Regions from separate parts of the Mus musculus genome. Here region 2 is linked to region 1. A link is a loop called in an ENCODE intact Hi-C map of the cell type or tissue named here. Cell type or tissue: left cerebral cortex. All regions are shown on one strand.

Region 1 (2,500 bases):
GCCAACATGTGAAGTCTCTTAGGACATTCAGACCAGACCCAAATTATGGCATCATCTAAACCCAAATGTCTTGAAGAACTTAACTCAAAACGGCAGGCAAATATCCCACGAGTCCCAATCCCATTGAGAAGTAGCAGAAATATGAGGAAAACGCCTTAAAGTTGAATGCAGACACCTAAAGGAGCAGGTTCCAGTTAGCTCTGCTTCTTGGTAGTGGCGGTTCCAAATGAAAATGGGAGTGGTCAGATCTACTCACAGGGGAGACTCTAGGATTATCATGACCACACTGGGGGAGCACCCAGCAAGAACCTAGCCTTCTTTCTGTTTGCATGGTTATCCAGCACTGCTCACGGGTCCTGCCAAAAATACCAGAGAGGTCTACCTCTGACTAGGGACTGTAACCAGTCTTGCCCTCAGTGACCTCCAGCCATCATCAGAGCCATGTCACTCTCACCGTTGTGCTATGGATTCCTGAGCCTCACAGTATCAAGACCAAAAGGGCCCACAAGTTAGAATTCTCAGAGCCAGAAAAATGTCCTGACAAATTTAATAGAAACCCAAGCTACCAGGTCCTAGTTGTACCACATGACACTCTGTATTTCATGTCAATATAACTAGGAAGTTCAACAACAGACCAAAACAGTGGCTCCACTTGTTAATTATCACTTAAACAAAACTTGAAGAGTGTAGTTTCTAGCATTTCAAAAATATTCCTCCCCTAACATCTTTCCAAAATACTTACTTTCACATTACCATAATCTATTTACCCTATGGTTATCTTTCCCATACAAATGTCTCCAAATAGCTGAAGTACAACTGTCAAAATAATTTATAAAGGAGATGTATAGTCCCGTCCATATAAAACAAGTAGCCTTTTGAGAATCAGTGAAATAACTTTCATAGTAATTTAATTTTTCCACCAAGCATTGTTCTACTCACAAGGGCATGACATATCAAAAACAAAAAAGAATAACTTACTATGTCTATGAAGAAGTTGGGTGTGGTGGTTCACACATGTGATCTCAGCACTGGACGGCTGAGGCAAAAGGATTGGGTCTCTGCAGAGTTGAAAAGCTACCCTGGTCTACAGATTTCCAGGCCAGCAAGGGCTACATAGAGTGACTCCGGTTTCCAAAAAAAACAAAACAACAACAACAACAACTTAAGGGCTTCCTTCCTGTTAGGCATCTGCCCTTCAACTTTCACAAAGTTTGCCAGGGCTAGTGAAGCCAGACCGCCGGGTCACGGGAGCGCACGCACGGGGCAGCGGGAGGTGGGACGCAAGCGCCCCAGGCGCACCGGCGGCGATCGGCTGTCCCGCGAGGCTCCGAGTCCGACGCCTTCTCCCACCCTGGCGACGCACGGCTCCCGGCGCGGAGTTCTGAGCTCCGCCGCGCTCGGGATCACCGGGACGGCCGTCAACAGCAGCCGCTTTCCCTCCCCGCAGCCCCGCGGCCCTGACCGGGCCTGTCTGCCCCGACGGGTCGAGAGAGCGGGCGCCCGCGCCTTCCCTCGGCTGGCCGCCCGGGGTCGCCAGAGCGCACGAGACCCACGTCGTCCCCCCCTTCCCGGGTGATCCTCACCCTCCACCGGCGTCTGCCGAGTCCACCTCCTCCTCCGCCGCCATCGCTTTCATCACCGCCGCCGCGCAAGCGCAGGGACACACCTCGAAGCCGGCTGACAGGCCGACTGGGCGGCCCCGGGCCGCGGCCGCCCTTAAGACCGCACCGCCCGCGCATGCGTCGTCCGCCCGCTGGGACGATCCGAGGGCGCGGCCGCGCCACCGCAGGCTCGGCGTCCCAGCGGCCCGGCCTCGCAGACACGCATGCGCTGCCCGCCTGTCGCGCGGAGGCGGGGGCACTGGTAAGGAAGGTCAGCCCGACGCCGCGGGAGCCTAGGTAGTCATCCGTCGGAATAATGACCATTAATGCGTCATTCCGCCCGTGTGGACTGCCCTGGACGGGGCGCTAGGCAAGCCGTAGGTAGCCTGGAGTGAGACCCCAGCCAGAAATAGCCTGAGTGGCAGAAGTGCGCATCCTGTGGTGCTGGACCCTCCAGCCCTTACTTTCAGGTGGTGGCCTCTAGGAACTTGCACTCCACCCTGCCAGACTCTAGACTCCGGAAGGCTGAGAGCTTATGTGTGGGTACTAGAATTACACACACACCACCACCATCACCACCACCACCATCATCATCCCCACAGACCACAGAAGAGAGGGGCGAGGGAGGGAGAGAGGGAGAGCACTTCCTAGAATCCATTCTAAAATGATAGAGGGCTGAGGGCTCATAAAAATATTCTCATGAGCTCGATATGGTGGTCCACACCCTTCAAAAACACTTGGGAGTCAGAGGCAAACACATTTCTGTGAGTTGGATTAGCCTGATTAGCCAGCCAGAGCTACACAGTGAGACCCTGTCTTTAAAATAAATAAATTTAAAGGGGAGAGGGCTCGAGGGATGGCTCAGTGGTTAAGAGTGCATACTGTCCTATAGAAGAGAA
Region 2 (2,500 bases), 220 kb before region 1:
CACACGTTGGGTCCGGCACAGCTGGAGATGTGTGGTATCAGATCCTGGACTTTCACGTGTCCGACCCTTGAGTACCATTGAGAGAGGCAGCCCAGAGTGGCTGATGCAGAGACTGACACGCCTTGTAGTGTAGGGAGTGTTCGCGACAGTGTCTGAATTGGGGTAGGTCCCTGACTTCGAGCCCTGCTTGTCTACAGGGTCACGCCCTGTTGAGAAAACACACAACAGCCGGGATGAATGGGGATGATATTGAACAGGACAAGTCGCTGCAGAGCATTTGCTTTCAGCGTCCTCCTGCGGCGCGGTCAGAGGTCTGTGGAACTGTGCCTTCGGAGTGACCACACCTCAGGGTTGTGAGAAGCTGCTTAATGGCGACAGGGGTGGGGCATGTTGATAAAGTGCAGAATCTGACCTGATTTTCAATCTAAAAGGGATCTGGAAGTATCGACGGGTCAATCTTGGGAAGCTACGAAGAGGGCGTGGTGGAATGGGACAAATGGCAGGTTTGGGGTCCCAGGGTGAAAAGGATTTCGGAGGCTCCCTGTCTGCAGGCATGTCCTCAAGAGCTGCGCTAAGCGTCATCATCCCCTTCTATAGGCCAGGCACGGTCCCCCTCTCTTTCCTTCCTCCAAGTTCCTGTGGCTAAATCCCTGCACACTGGCCAGCACCAGTAAGATTCTGAGTCGGCAGTCTCCCCTCTGCTCATTACTAGAGCGGACCAAGGCCTGCCTGTCCGGTCCGCTGTGCGCCTGGCAGGCACCACATTGATCCTGTCGTCTCGTTCCCGCCTACCGCAGGGTTGCTGCAACAGTGGGACCGCTACCTTCTCATGCTTTCTGCCGTTCCACCCCACCCCCACCCCTGTTGGCTGTTCACCTCACGCCCGCCCACCATCTTCGTCCCCAGCGCACTCTGCTGCACCCCCACTAGGCGCGCGTGGCTGCCCAGGGCTGGGCGCAGCCGTTGCGGGGAACCCACGACGGCGATCCGCTGCTGCCCCGGCTCGGGGTCCACCAACGTGGAACCTGACTACTCCTCCAAGGTCCCGGGCTCAGTTGTGGGTAGAGTCCCCGCAAACCCCTAATGTGCTCCGTAGGCAGGTCAATGTCCATATGTCTCTGCCCCGTCATCCCTAGTCAGGGGTGTGGGCGAAAGGTTTGGAAGCTCCAGTGTCCCCAACCACCCTTGGACAAAGCCTCCAGCTTTCCGGTTTCCCACTCGGGAGATTCAAGGAGGCCCGGGCAGCGGGGAAAGGACGCGCGTGGAGAGCGCCTCCAGGCGTCGGGCCAGGATGTGGCGCGTCCCAGCCCTCCCCAGCGCGGTTGCTCCCGCGCCTGCACCCGCGCTGCGGTGCTGCAGAGCGCAGGCCGGGCGGCGCCGGTGGCTCCACACCCACGTGCCTGGGTGAGCGCGCCCTCAGCCAGCCGCTGCTCCTCGGCTGGCGCCGGCGGGATCTCCGCAACGCCCCACCCTCTCCGCACTCTCAGCCTCCTTGGCGTCTCCGCCGCAGCTTCCGAGACCCGGCGCCGCCTCTGCGAACCACGCTGCCCAGCACGCTTGCGGCGGTCGCCGGGAGGCCTCACCTCCGCTCTGGGTCCAGCACTCACCTGGTTCCGTGCGTGGCGGGGTTCGGTTACTGCTCCGGGGAGGTTCGTTCGCCGCCCATCACCTCCTGAAAGGTGCACGGGAGGGCGTCCCCGAGGCTCCAGCACCCTCCTCTAAATCCTTCTCCAACTGGCATTCTGCATGGTTCCTTCTTTGACAGGACGGCATGCTTTGCCTTGTCGCATTCTTTCTGGGCTTTGCCTCTCGCTCACATCAACGCCCACCTCTACACACACCTGATCGCAGCGAGGCCAGGCCCTGAATTCTCCTCGCCCACTCCCAAATCCAACACTCCCGCAGTCCCTGACAGCAACGTGAGGGAATGGCACTTAAGAGAGGTAGTGTCCCCAAATTTAAGAAACAATCACCTGTCCCTTGTCTTTGTATGTTTCAAGGCATGTAAGACTACATACAGTCCAGTAGCATTCATACCGTTAGGAAATCAGACCAGAGGATTTTGAGAGAATCGTAGATTCACATGCAGTTCTAAGAAATAACTCACCCCACGCGCTTTTTTTTTTTAATGCTGTTTTCTTTCCGAAACAGGGTCTCATTGCCCAGGTTGACCTCGAATTTAACAGGTAGTCTAGGATGTCCTTGAACTTCTGCCCCTCCCCGCACCGCCCCCCCCCCCGCCCCCGCACCTGCACCTGAGAGCTGGGATTACAGGCTTGCACTACCAGGCCTGTGTGCATGGTGTTGAGGATTGAGCCCAGGGCTTCTTGGTGGTTAGTAAGAACTCTATTAACTGAGTTACAGCCCCTAAGCCCCTAACTAACAATTGTTGAAAGTACAAACAATACCCTATCACTGGATATCAGTTGAGCACTGATGCACCCCGCCCCCCACCTGTAATTACACCTGTACTTCTTTTATTCACACATGCAATTTTGGG

Evidence for each region. Hi-C counts contacts between places; a loop is a spot of excess contacts. Peaks named below come from ENCODE experiments on the same cell type or tissue, not always from the same donor. Only the 100,000 strongest peaks of a DNase experiment are listed, where the experiment ranks them.
Region 2: a loop joins it to region 1, with 3 times the contacts of the local background. A loop is called at or near these places in 3 of 42 quality-filtered maps.

Annotation. Positions count from the first base shown.
Region 1 is chr9:122,350,923-122,353,422 of GRCm38, reverse strand. Abhd5 (abhydrolase domain containing 5) reads right to left here and starts at 1,807. Exons shown (of 7, transcript NM_026179.2): 1 at 1,584-1,807. The coding sequence starts at 1,636. In left cerebral cortex, a CTCF peak has its summit at 1,515; a DNase peak (open chromatin) is centred at 1,679; H3K4me3 peaks cover 1,737 bases; H3K27ac peaks cover 1,544 bases.
Region 2 is chr9:122,568,023-122,570,522 of GRCm38, reverse strand. No RefSeq gene overlaps it. Among named protein-coding and RNA genes, the nearest start is that of 9530059O14Rik, 3.2 kb to the left of the region's middle. In left cerebral cortex, a CTCF peak has its summit at 1,274; DNase peaks (open chromatin) are centred at 1,351 and 1,758; H3K4me3 peaks cover 1,560 bases; H3K27ac peaks cover 1,103 bases.